Linked DNA regions of Mus musculus: region 2 is linked to region 1. Evidence: chromatin contacts called from ENCODE Hi-C or POLR2A ChIA-PET data. All regions are on one chromosome and are shown on one strand. The core of a region is the stretch at or near the end of the contact, and the rest is flanking DNA. Distances in the headings are between cores, read along the strand shown. Region 1 holds the start of Pold3 (polymerase (DNA-directed), delta 3, accessory subunit). Region 2 holds the start of Ppme1 (protein phosphatase methylesterase 1).

The links. Hi-C counts contacts between places; a loop is a spot of excess contacts on that map. ChIA-PET counts read pairs that join two places held with the same protein, here RNA polymerase II (POLR2A).
Region 2: a loop to region 1 is called in a map of heart, with 2.1 times the contacts of the local background. The contact joins the promoter of Ppme1 here to the promoter of Pold3 in region 1. A Hi-C loop is called at or near these places in 1 of 37 maps with a recorded cell type or tissue (heart). POLR2A ChIA-PET finds 5 or more read pairs at or near these places in 1 of 5 experiments (Patski).

The regions. Positions count from the first base shown.
Region 1 is chr7:100,117,461-100,124,418 of GRCm38, forward strand. Pold3 (polymerase (DNA-directed), delta 3, accessory subunit) reads right to left here and starts at 4,040. Exons shown (of 12, transcript NM_133692.2): 1 at 3,904-4,040; 2 at 2,214-2,269. The coding sequence starts at 3,963.
Region 2 is chr7:100,368,796-100,375,753 of GRCm38, forward strand. It overlaps Ppme1 (protein phosphatase methylesterase 1), which reads right to left and starts at 3,101. Exons shown (of 14, transcript NM_028292.2): 1 at 2,928-3,101. The coding sequence starts at 3,028. C2cd3 (C2 calcium-dependent domain containing 3) reads left to right here and starts at 3,438. Exons shown (of 33, transcript NM_001017985.3): 1 at 3,438-3,701; 2 at 5,469-5,738. The coding sequence starts at 3,647.

The DNA of each region.
Region 1 (6,958 bases), core at 2,790-5,289:
ACAAAAGCAAAAACAAACAAAAAAGTTGTCATTTCTCTTTTGGCCTCAAATTAGATCCGATCTAACAAAAGAAATAAAAAGGTGTGGCAGAATGCAAGAAGGGCGGTCTCTAGCCGCCCCGAGCACTTGATTTACTTTCACTCAAACACTCTCCTATCTTTATCATACTTAATTAGTGCATGCTTGTGTACATACATGCAACAGCTCAAGGGTGTCGAGCAGAAGACCACCTCTGAGAGTCTGTCCCTGTCCCCTTTCCAAGTCCCCAGAATTGAATTCAGGTCATCAGGCTCAAGAGCAAGCACCTTTGCCTCCTTGAGCCGTCTCACTGGCTCTAGTCCTCACACCGTATACTATCAGGCAGCTAATGTCAAACAGCTGTTGACTAAATCGCCATTCGCTTCCGTCAACTCCGACCGACATACTTAGGAACAGGGAACCTGAGCTGAGGAACTGCGTCCATTGGATGGGGCTGTGTGTGTATCTGTAGGGCATTTTTCCCATTAATTTATTTATTCACTTTTATTCACATTTATTCTGGATTGCAGCTCCACCCCTACACACAGATTCCCCTCCCCTTCTCCTCTGAAAAGGGAGAAGCCTCCCCACGCCCCCCTATTACCCCACTTTGGCACGTGGAGTCACTGAAGGGCTAGGCACATCCTATCCCCCTTAAGGCCAGACAAGGTGCTGCTCAGTTAGGGAAATGGGATCTACAGGCAGTCAACAGATTTAGGGACACCCCCTGCTCCAGTTGTTGGGGGTAGGGCCTTTTCTCAATTGCTAATTGCTATAGGAGGGCCCAGCCCAGCATGAGCAGTATCCTAGGCAAATGGTTCTGAGGTGTCTACGGAAGGTAACTGAACAAGCCAGAAGCCAATATGCTGCGCTCCTTCATGGTCTCCACTTCAGCTCCTGCCTCTAGGTTCTTGCCTCGGAAGACAAATAAACCATTTCCTTCTCACATGGGCTTTAGTCAGTGTTTTATCACAGCAACAGGAACTATTATGAAAATATGGGCCAAAGTTAGGGCTAACAAACACATGTGGAAACATAAAGATCTAAGACAACAAACATATGACTCTAAGCCATAACTGAGACTGGTTAGCCCGTTTAATAAACTGGATAGCCTTGTGTTGCTGTGATAAAGGTCATCACAAAAGCAGCCTGCGGAGGAAAGAGTTTATTGGGTGTACAGAGGGATAAGAGGCCACCATGGAAAGTGGGGTGTCAGGCAAGAGTAGCTGAGTAGGAAGCTGAGAGCTCCCATCTTCAAATGCAAGCACAAGCAATAAATCAGAGAAAGTAACCATGAAGTGGAGGAAGGCCATAAACAACCAAGCCTGCCTCCAGCACCTCCAGTGCCTCCAGCAAGGCTGCACCTGCTAAACCTCCCAGGAAGGTGCCACCAACTGGGGACCAAGAGGTCAAATATCTAGGGGGACTCATTCTCATTCAAATCACTACAAAATTGGCTGCAAACTATCACAACACATTTGCATACGAGTCCACTGATCTACGGGAAAAACAGGGCTGGGGAAAAACTCACTGGGTCAAAGGCCCACCAGCAAGCATGAGGACCGGAGGTCGGATCCCCAGAACCCAAGCAAGCAAAGCTGGGTAAGTAGCATATTCCTGTATTTCCAGATCTCCTGTGGGGAGAGGGAGGCAGAGACCAAAGTATCCTCAGAAGCTTGCAGGCCAACCAGTGTGCTGTACACAGCAGAGAATAACAAGAGACCCCCACCTCAAACCGGTCAGAAAGGCAGGAATGAAACCAAGACGGTCCTCTGACCTTGCCCTGTGCCCTGTAGCCTGTGTGCATACACATTTACATACATGAACACACACAGTTCAAAAGACAGACAAAAGTAGTCAAAAGGCAGAGAAAGTAATATTCTTTCCTATTGACCCAGGTAGAAAGTCAGTTCTAACCTAAGAGTTAGTTCTATGAGAATTAAAACAAAGTGAACGTTTTCTTTAAGGGGCTGGCCACTGGGAGTCTGACCATGTCCCATGACTATACAGGCAACTCAGATTGGACTCATTTGTGTGTGTGTTGGACCTGGAAGGACTGGGAAATGAGTGTGAGTGGGGTGCATGATGTGAAAATTCCAAATAAACAATAAAAAGATGATGCTGAAAATAATAAATAAAAACAAAGTGAAAGAAAAATTCCAATATTATTAAAATTAGCAGTCAAATGAACTTACTGTTTGGCCTGGTTAACATGAACCCCTAGTGTATAGCTTAGCCACTTGTAAGTCACCTGAAACAAAAAACAATTTTTAAGGTTTTATTAGCTGATTCCAGAGTACAGATAAGTGCCAAGAGCCTGTTCCTAGGGACTCTTATTCTCGGATGGCTGTGTCCTGTAAACTACAGCAGATACCAACAAGAAAAAAACCATATGACAAGTAAGGCCAGGGTACTTACCTTACAAACACTAAGATGCTTCACAGACTGATCAATGCAAAAGAATCTACAAAGGTGGGTCAGAGAGATGGGCAGTGGGGAAAGGCACTTGCTACCACACCCTTAAGAACCTGGGTTTGGCCGGGCGGTGGTGGCACACGCCTTTAATCCCAGCATTTAGGAGGCTGAGGCAGGAGGATTTCTGAGTTCAAGGCCAGCCTGGTCTACAGAGTGAGTTCCCAGGACAGCCAAGGTTATACAGAGAAACCATGTCTCGAAAAACAAACAAACAAAAAGAGCCTGGGTTTGATTTGTTGGATTCGTACGGTGGAATGAGAGAACTGGTCCTCTGACATCCATAATTGTGACATAGCACAATTATGTGTGTGTGTGTGTGTGTGCGCGCGCGCACGCGCATGACACTAAACATAATAAGAAAAGTCTTAAGAGTCTACAAAGCCAAGCCAAAGATTATTTAGCTCAAACTCCTTGTCTTACTTAAAAGCTCTCTGACCCTCTTGTCTTTAAGAAGCTACCTAAAACTATCCTAAAATTTATCTAAAACCTAGCATTACTTGAAAGCACATAACCCAGGAACTTCTCAGTAAATTTGCAACTATTCAAATGTTAAGAGGAACAGGTGGTGTGGGAATCAAAAAAAAAAAAAAAGAGAGAGAGAAAAATGGATAAATGTAGTATGGGGTAATTTCAAGAACTAGGGGCATCGAGCCTCCATCCTTCCCTGACCCGGTATGTCTGTTGTTTCTTCCAAAGCTAAACGATGCACTCCCAATAAGAGGACTAATAAAGATTGGTCAGAGGCAGAGTGGCAGACAGAGGCAGAGGGGAAAGAGACAGACCTGGGATTCAAGAATTTATCTATCCAGCCCTAATGGCCCTTGACGCGTTTATACACGTCATTTGACCCTTGGCTAAATCCCACTTCTAGGGATAACACAAAAGCCTGGAGGACCCGGGAGGTGTGAGTCGGTGTACCAAACTGTGTCCATGGGCTCACAGCAGCAAAGGTCCATCACACCCAAGTCTCTTCATTTTTACGCTAGCCCGAGGAGGTGGGTCAAGCTGCTTTCAATATTTAAATTTCCAGGAAGAGGAAACTGTCTCTGGTGGGTAAAGCACCAGGCAGTCGCCTATGAAAGTCGGCCAGTCTCAACTGTCTTGAGGGGCCACCACCCGACAGAGCAGGGAAAGGAAGCCTCACGAACCCCGCTGGCTTCCCAGGCTCCACGCCCCCGGACCTCACAATCCCGCCCAAGGCCCCGGGGCTTGGGCGCGCGCCAGAAGCTCTGCCCGCAGGGCGTGTCTCCCTACGCGGGTTTCGCGGTGACCAGTGGCCACCTCAGCCGGTCCCCGAGAAGCCACAGGCACCGGGGGTCGCGACCCCTCGCCGACCGGGCAGGCCCAGTCCCCCGCACACCCGCCTCGCACGGCCCCGCCTTCCCCACCCCCGTGGTCCTAGCTCCTCACGATCTTGTTCTGGTCCGTGACGAACTCGTCTATGTTTTCTAGATACAGCTGTTCCGCCATGGTGGTGCGGCTTCGAGCCCCGCGCTCAACCCGCCCCAGCCGTAGCTCCCGCCGGCGGGAAACAGCTTCGCTCACTCTCGGGTCACAGGTCGTCTCCCAGGGCAACCAAGGCGCCGCGCTACGGCGGCGGGTGAGGGCCAAACTAGTGAGAGGCCAGCCAGGGCTGATGTAGGGGGAAGTTGGAGCGAGACCGACCGGAAGTGAGGCGCGAGCCCGTGGTTGTCGGTGTGCACCTGAGAACGTTGCGATTTCTCTGCTACCACAAGTAGACTGACTCATAACCTTATATTTCACCGCTGGGGGCGGGGGAGTGCTGTGGCCAAGAGTACACATGGAGCCTACATTGTAAAGGAGAGGGAGGAGGGGGAAGAGGGGGAGGAGGGGTGGCTTAAAAGAGTTGGTGTCAGGCGTGGTGGTGCAAAAGCAAGCAGATCTTTGTGAGCTGAAGACCACCCTGTTCTACCCATGGAGCTCCAACCTAGCCAGAGCTACCAAGTAAGAGTCACTAGATTAGGGACATGATCTTTGGGTCAACCAGGAGTTTCCCGGAAGATGTGAAAAGACTGGGGAAAAGAGCAGACGAGAAATCAAATCATTCTATTTGGCTGGAGTTATAAGTGAGACGATACACATAAAACCTTCAAGCTGTGCTCACCACGATCACACTAATAATAGCTGGTAACTGTGTTGTTACACGACAAACATATTGAGCAAGTGCTTTGAAAATGAAATTTCATTTAGTCTCATAGAAACCCAGCAAATGCATTGTGTGGTTTTCATAGAGAATCATAACAGATGCCTGTAAATAAACCCAAGATCATGTCAAAGAGATTACAGTTGTGTCTACAAATACACTGAAAGGTTTTAGGGTCAAAAACAAATCAGAGAAGAGTATCCCTTGGAATTTTCCCTCCCACGAATTAAGAGATGAAGAAAGTCTTTTAGTTTCATGTATATTCCCCAGATATATCACAATTACTTACTTACTGAGTAACTAGCATGTGGTGGGCATCTCTAGCAGTGACCCTAATCCTCAAGTAGTCTTGTTAGATTTTATTATCCCTTTATACACACACACACATACAAAAGATGAGGTCCCATCATTTCAAACCACCTTCATGTTGTTCATGGGAAGAGTGACTAGGAAACAACTGCAAGGACTTTGAGACAGGGTTTGTGTAAACAAAAACTATTTTAAGTATGATCTTGGGGCCAATGAGATAGCTCAGTGGGTAAAGTGCTTGCAGCACAGACCTGATGACCTGAGTTCAGTCCCAGGGAGCCACATAAAGATGGCAGGAGAGAACTGATTCCTTGGAGTCATCCTTTGGTCTCCACACACCATGGTACATGCAGGCCCATGTATATGCACAAAATAATTAATAAATAAAAATTCAAACTTACTGTATTCATAATGTCAGAACACCCACGTGTAATAGACTCTCAGCAAATGAATTTTGCTTGAAGTTTGGTTACAATGAAGGCATTGAGAGCTAAGTGAAAATACTGCTGAGAAAGAAGTAGAGCTCTGATGTGCCCACTGTGACTTACCATCACTGAATGGGCAGGGGCCATGTTAGACTTTGTATTTAAATATTCTCGTGTAATCTCGTCAACAATCTAGGATGTAAATATTACCTGTATACTAATATATAGATGTCAGATAACTTGAGTCTTTATCTCAGTTTTATAGAAACTGTCCAGAGTTAGGTAGTTTGCTCCAAGCCACATACATAGCAAGTATGTTTCCGTCCAGGTATGCTAAAATAATCGCCCACCGTCTCAAAGCTGGGCTTGCTTTGGTGGTAGCATTGGGCTGCCTTTTGTTCTCATCTTGGTTTTTTTGAGGTTTGGGTTTTTTCTTGTCTTCCAACTGTTTAACTTTTTACAGATCTATGTGATTTTTTACAGTTAGAGAAAACAGGAAAGGTGAAGCACCAAGCAATGGAAAATCAGTCCATTGTCTTATTCCAGATATCAGAAGGGCTTTCCATATTTTGAGACATGAAATGCAAATGAAGCTAACACACTTTTGCCTACACACACACACACACACACACACACACACACACACACACATGACTTTAGAGCAAGCAGAATTTTCACTCCCTCTGCCTTGAGGATAAAGCTTGATATCAGTGTGTCCTGCTGGGACACATCAATGTTGTCTAGAAGCCAGCACCAGCAATCAGCCCGACAGCCAAAGATGGCCAAACAAAACTTACGCATGTCAGTGTCACACGACACCAGCAGTGGGAGCCAGAGGACCAAGACTCGGCCTAAGGTTGTCATCAGCTGCAGAAGGCCAGCCTTCCCTTTCTCTTCCCCATCATCTCCACCATGGCAGCAGTGAGCACTGTGATTCTGTCAGGGACCAGAGTGGGAATAGATAGTGTTGGACAGGTTGAGGAACACGCTACCTACATGTAGTCGAGATCCCCAAACCCAGTTATCAGCAAGGGGGCAGGCCTTTGATAGGAAGGTTAACCCCACCCTGGGATCCAGGACTCAGACACAGGCCTTATTGATACAGATGTGACAGATGGATATTAATGAATTCGATACCTGTTGCCTATATACCAGGTCTTATATGACCTTATAGGAACACAACGTGGTCTTCATCGTAGAATTTACAGTCTGAGGTTACAATTGAAGGTTATGGTGCCAAAGGAGGTGACTAAACACAATTAAAAACAGAAAATAAGGAGATAACTTTGAACTTGGGTATCTGGGGCTAGATACCATGTCTTTTCACTGTAGGCAAAATATGTAAGAAATAAACCCAGAATATTGTCTTAGTATGCCTTAACAGCAGATAACAAGCCCACAGTTCCTTTTTGTCAAAAAGGTTCTTCTAGGGCTTGGAAGAAGGACCAGCAGTTAAGAGCACTGCCTTTTCCAGAAGACCTGGGTTAGAGTTTCAGCACCCTCATGGTGGTTCACAACTGGCTATAATTCCAGTTCCAGGTATTCTGATGCCCTCTTGTGGCCACTG
Region 2 (6,958 bases), core at 1,851-4,350, 250 kb after region 1:
ACATAAAATTTAGTGAAATTGAAGCAAAAAAGCAGGACAAACACTTCTAACCCCAGCATTATGAAGCCCAGGAAAAAAGGACTGCCTAGAGCCAGCCTGAGACACAGTTGCAAAAATAACCCCAAAAAACAAAACACAAGAACAAAACAAAAAAAAATCAGTTTGGGTATGGTGGTGAATGCCTACAATCCCAGCACTCAGGAAGCAAATTCAGGAGGATCCAGATCAGTCTGGTCTACATAGCAAGTTCCAGGCCAGCCACAGCTGTACAGTAAGACCCCTGTGTCCATCAAACCAAGGTAGGAAGGAAATGGTAAGTAAAAAGCCAGCAAAAGGAGAAATTTTTTTAAAAAAGCTTTGAAACAGACAGAAATGAGATTTGTCAAATCAGGACTGAAAATAGAATCCTAGAGTGACAATATACACAACTCAAGGGTAAGTAGGGTGATGCCCATAAACCAAATGCTAGTCTCTGTCTAGACACCCAGTCGTACTCCCTGGAGCCCTACCAACTAACCTTTTAGTATGCCTCGCTTAGTAGCAGGAATGCTTAAGTCTTGGTTTTCACATTTACTAAAATAAAATATTTCCTCTGCCTTTGACATACAGAGCAAAAATACAGATTTCTAGGACTCTCAGGTTCCTCAGCCACAAGGCACAGTGGAAAAATGGGACAGTAAGTTCTCTTTCAGCTTTATGATTCTAAAAGGAAGACTCTCTTTTACTATTACCATGAGACTTCTTAGAAAGGCTAGGCACCAATAAGGAAGCAGAAAAGGAAATGAGACACTTGAGGATCACACAGAGAAGCATTTTTCTGTAGGGTCTGGTGACTGAGGCACACCTGTAATCTCAGTACACAGGTGGGTGAGGTAGGAGGACCAATTCCAGGCCAACCTGGGCTATAAGCAAGGCCCTGTATCAAACAAAGAAAGAAAGGGCATCTTCCTAAAGCATTATCTTTTCCAGGACAAGCAATGACCTAAATCAATAAAACCAAAGCAGTTACTTAAAAAGGATAAAGAACCAGCAACTATAAAATTGTTTAATGAGTAGATCTGCTCTTGGTATGGTTCTCCCAATTAATCATTTTCAGAAAACTTAAGTTTGATAAAGGGAGGAGCTGAAGTTCACTTAAACTTACCTGAAACATGTAGAGTTAGTTTTAAAACTAGCATTTAATATATCTGTACAGGTGAGTGCCAGTGTACTGAAAGATCCAACTGTAATTAGGAAAAAAACAGCTCCTAAGCGAGGTGTGGCAGGAGGATCAAGAGTTCAGGGTTAGGCTTGGCTTATAAAGTGTGACCATATCCCCCCCTTCCCCCAAAAAATTAATAACTAAAAAAAAAAACACATGAAGAATCATTACATTTATTTTTATACTTCAGGCTAATTTTCCAAAATAATGGTATAGGTCAGCTTCCAAATTTTCTTTATGTTAAAAGTTCAATCTTTATGTCTTTTCGAGACCAATCTTTATTTTATCTTATAACAAGCTTTCCATTTTACCTGCTATTATGCCTCCTCAGTCAATTTTTTTCTATTATAGATCATAACCTCTTGGATTCAGATTTTACCAATCATTTTAATAGCAGGACTCTCTCTCATCTCCTATACTCAGTCTTCACAGAACTGCATACATCTTTTCTTGCCTTTTGGTCAGTCTGTGGAAATTCTTGAAATATATCTACCAGCTTCTCTCTCCAATCCCAAATCCAACATAGGTCTCTTTTCTCTTTACCATCAGTAGTCCTCCAAATAGCCCAATGACTATCCAGTTCTCTCTGCCTTCCAGCAGCTCTTACTAGGATGTTCAACTATCACGATTTCTCCAGCAGGCAAGCATCCTATAACTATAAATGACACAGCCTGTCAGGGATCTAAATTTCTAAAGTTTCTTTCATTAGCTCAGCTTTTATATTGGGAGTGTAGCTCAGTGATGTGGCATTTATCTAGTTCTGGGTTCCAGCCTCAACACCACAAAAATTAATAAATGTTTCTAACCCACACACATAAGCACACACACACACTCAAGCCCTACTCCCTTTCCAGCAAACCATTTACTCCCATTTTATTGTTAAGTGGTTACTCCCAGTGCTTCACTAAGTCTAATTCTTAGACCAATAGATAGTTTCCCTCAGGTCCCATTTGCTTGGCAAAACAAAACAATTGACAAAATCTTCTTTGGTTTTCAGATTTTACCTCTCCAGTGCTTCCATTTAACAAATCCTACTCGAAATTATTTCTCAGTCTCTGGGATATCAGTGGTCACTGTTCCAAACTCAGCTGTCTTCCTCATCACACCCCCCCTATTTCCCTAGCCTCTGGGCTCACTCCCTTGATAACAGTCCCCTAGCCATGTTCTCTGTCTTTCCTTAGGCCTATTCTCCAAGTTTTCTGATTCACCCCCTCATTCTCTGAACTTGACTCTTACACTTCTGGAAACTTTCTCTAGAACCTTCTACTCCCTAGTCTTTGCCTCAGATGTTTTCTATAACCCTCAGGTAAAAACCTTCTTACTCCTGGCTCACTTACTTGATTCCCCAAACCCGTCAACTTTTCTCTCAGTCATTCCCTATTCCCCTCAACGATGCCAGATTTCTCCTCATCTCACTGATTCACTCTTTCTCCCAGACTCATCACTTCTAGAGTTGATTCCCGTCATCCCTTAGATTATCCTTTCATTTTCTCAACCTTGTCCTTATTCCCCTTCTCCAACAATGTTATCAGTCCTCCAGTGGACTACTCCCTTAGCGCCTCACCTAGTCCCCAAATCTACCTTCTACTCTATCTAAACACCTCCAGGCCAAGGCCAGCATTTCCTCCAATTCACAGCGTCCCTTCCCGTGGCACTCTGAATGCCCAGACACCAATCTCCAATGGCCTGGGCCTGGTCTCCTGGGAGAGTGGTACAAGTCACGTACCCCATCCGCATCTTGGCTCCGCTCTGACTGCCCCCGCTGCCGGGTAGAGGAGGGCGAGAAGGTAGGCGGCCGAGGTGCATGCTTTTTTCAAGGGCCGACATCAAAGGGAGGCCGCACGTCGACAACAGTGGCCCAAGGTCCGTCCCACGATACGTGCAGTACAACCGGTCACAGCTCTCTCCTCTAACGACGCCCAGTCGCCTTTGGACAGCAACCAGCCACCGGCAGCGCCGCCTACCGCCCACTGGCTCAGTAAGCCCCGCCCCCTCGCCGCAGCGCTTCCACCGGAAGTGCGCAACAGCCTTCGCACAAAGGAAACTGGGTAACGGAGTCTGCGGATCTCTCAGACTCCTATCAGAGAACTCGACAACCCTAGCAGGAAGAGACCTCTTGAAGGCAATGCATGCTGGACAATGAAGTCCTCAAATAGTGTATCAATTTGCGCTTGCGCAGATGCAGGTGCCCTGGTCCAACTTGGCCAAGGTAGGGAAGCAAAGCATCATGGGTGTTGTAGTCCATTTGCAGGGGCTCTAATTGGCGCCTTCTTTTGGCACCGCTTTCCGGGAACTGTTGGTGAAAGAGTGTTTCTTCCTGCGTCCCAGGCTTCCCAGCGGCGCCCGTTGCCGGGGAACGCAGGCGCCGTGGGAAGGGATGGCGGGAGCGTACAGCTTAGGAGCTGGCACCTGCGTTGAATTTGTGACGAAGGGCCCAGGCTCGGGATGAAACAACGGAAAGGCCAAGGGCCTGGGGGCGGCCGTGGGCGCAAAAAGAGAGGTAACTTTATTTCTTTAAGGTTGAGAAAAGCATAAAAGGGCTAAAGAATTCTAAGGAGACTTCCACCCGCTCCGGTTAAACAAAACAAAACAAAACAAAAGAGGACGGAAGAGAGACTAACTAGGGAACCAGAAAGTTAAGAGAATTTTTTTTTTTTTTAAAGAATGGAAAGGAAGTAGCGCCTGAGGGTCGATAAATGAGGCAAGTGAGGATTAATAGATACGGATAGGAGAACAACAAAATTAAACGTGCTCTTTTTACGACAGGGATACACGTATGTGTGTTAGAGGTATTCGGAGTAGGGGGAAGGGACATAACTCTGTCCGGAAAAACCTTAGATGGTGAAAGGGTGTGTGATAGAGGACATCGTGAAACCTGTAACCCAAGCTTACTCAAAAAGCAAATAAAACCACTTATATATATATATACCCTTCTACTTCTCTGATTTTTTCCTTGGGAAGCGATTGCGCTTCATAAGAATATACTGAGATCTCATCAGGAATCAATACAAGGAGTTTTTTCAACTAAAACAGTTTGTGTCCTGTAGCATGAAGAAAAAGATCTACCATAAAGCGCAGGGATAATTCGTTGAAATGGAAACATATGTGCATATATGGACTGCTCCTCACTTAGAATGACTTGAATCCAACTTAAATCCTCTTAGTTATCCAGCTCCTATAAGGGGGCCCTATGAACCCCAGGCTGGCCTTGAACTTGATCCGCCTGCAGAAAAACTCTTGGTTTTTTTTGTTTTGTTTGTTTGTTTGTTTGTTTTGTTTTTAAGTCTTCTCTAAATCTTTCAGAAAAGGTACTGACTGAAAGGAAAGCCAGAGTTGTAACTGATCGCTTCATTTACATATTATTCATCACCTTTCTGAACTCTAGTAAGATTTGACGTTAACATTTTGAACCCAGAACCAAAGGTAGCAGCAAACCTAAAAATGTTAGTCTCTGTCCTTGACTGTATGGTCTTGACAGCAAAGACAATTTAAGAGTGAGATAAAGAGCCTGCTGTGGTGGGCTAGCCTTTAAGCCCAGTACTTGGGAGGCAGAGGCAGGCAGATCTTTGTGAGTTCAAGGCCAGCCTGGTCTACAAATCAAATCTAGGCCAGCCAGAGCGGGTTACACTGAGGATCCCTGTCTCAAAACAAACAAACAGAACAAAAAAAGAGTGAGGTTAAGAATAATGTATCTTCTCCATTATTTTATTTATTCATTTTACATCCCAGTTGCTGCCCCCTCTACCGACCTCACAGAGTCCCTCTCCCACGATAACGTATCTTAACTGTGGTCAACTATGGATTTACAACAGTATTAAACAAAACTTCCAACTACGGAGATTTTAAAATCTGTCCACTGGTTTTATTGTCTTTATGCTTTTCAAATAATATCTTTCAATTAAAGAAAAGTTTGGATTAACATAAGTGACCAGGTAGGTTATTTTATGGCCTGTTTTTCTAGTTACTTCTCAGTTCTGTTAGGAAAAGCCTTCTCTGTCGACACTGAGTTTTATTTTTCATTCAAAGAATATATAGGGTATATAGACCTTATCCCAGCTCTCAGGAGGAAGAGGCAGGTGGATCTCTGCGAGTTTGAGGCCAGGCAGTTTTAAGTAAGTGAATTCCAGACAAGCCAGGATTACCTAGTAAGATGTCTAAAAAAAAGAAAAAAAAAAAAAAAGAAAGAAAGAAAAAGAAAAAAAAAGCAGAAAATTCTGTTTTCCATAGTTGGACCAGATTTTGACTGAGTGTGTTGTATTCCTCGTAGGTTTGAGTGACATTTCACCGTCTACAAGCCTGCCACCTCTGGTTGAAGGGCAGTTACGCTGCTTTCTCAAACTCACTATTAATAAGGTTGTATGGAAGATTGCGAAGCCTCCTACTTCTGTACTTGTCCGAGTAAGGTGGTGGGGAGAAACATCCGATGGAACCCTCTTTTGTCCCAGAGATGCATTACAGACTGAGCCAAAAGCTGTGAGAACAACTACCCGTTACGGGATTCGCTGTGGTCCAAAGCAGTTTACCTCGTATCTGACAGGTATGGCTTTGTTGTATTGTCTTAACTGCAAACCTGACTTGAAACGTGCTTGTTGTCAGCAGCCCATCAATTAAACAGACACCATCTTTAAACTGTCTTTCCTGCCAAGAACATACAGTCAAGGACAGAGACTAACATCTTTTGATTTTCCCACCACTTTTTAGAGCTGGGTTCATAATAACTTTGAATCTCACCAGATTTCAGAAGGATGGTAAATCAAAAGGTAAATGGTATTTATTTGTAAAACTTGAACCCTCAAAGGAGGAGGATTAGCAAGTCAGTAAGAAAAAAAAATGTCTCTTTTAATACAGGAATCAACACTCATGCATTTGTCAGTACATCCTGTGAGATAACTATACATCATATGAACATTCAAGTTGGCATGAGAACTGTAGGATTTAGGGAAAGTAACTTTACATTTCTGACCTATCTCCTCACCTGTAAAATGAGATCAGATGCCTGCTCTTTGACCTTTGGGTGTTTCCTGAAGAAGCAGCATGCTTGAGTTGAAAGAAACACAGCTGAAGTCTAGACAGTTACGTTTGAACTCTAACTTCAGACCTGGATTGTTGTGTGATGGATGCTAGGAGGTGGTGTTTGTTGTTGTTGTTTCGAGACAGGGTTTCTCTATATAACTCTGGCTATACTGGAACTCACTCTGTAGACCATGCTGGTCTAGAACTCAGAGATCCCCCTGCCTCTGCCTCTGTCTCTGCCTTTCAGTTGTTGGAATTAAGATAAGCACCACCACCATCAGACTAGTTTCTTAAGGTCACAGCGTCTCAGTTTCCTGTTATGAGGAGTATGCCCTTACTAGGAGTTACCATGGAACTTGATTGGAAAAAAGTAAAGTAATAGGTTCACTACCAGCTACATTGTAGGTGTAAGGTCTACACAGATAATTATTTAAGGCACGAAGTAATAAAGGGTTTTTTTGTTTGTTTTTTTCTCTTTTTGGTTTTTCTAGACAGGGTTTCTCTGTATATCCCTGGCTGTCCTGGAACTCACTCTGTAGACCAATCTGGCCTCGAACTCAGAAATCTGCCTGCTTTTGCCTCCCAAGTGCTGGGATTAAAAGCGTGTGCCACCACTGCCTGGCAGTAATAAAGTTTTAAGTTATTATCCCTACCAAGAAGTCATGTAAAGATTAGTTGAAAAAAGAAGAACTGACACAACACATTAATGAATGATGGCAGACAGGGTGTGAGTGAATATATAAT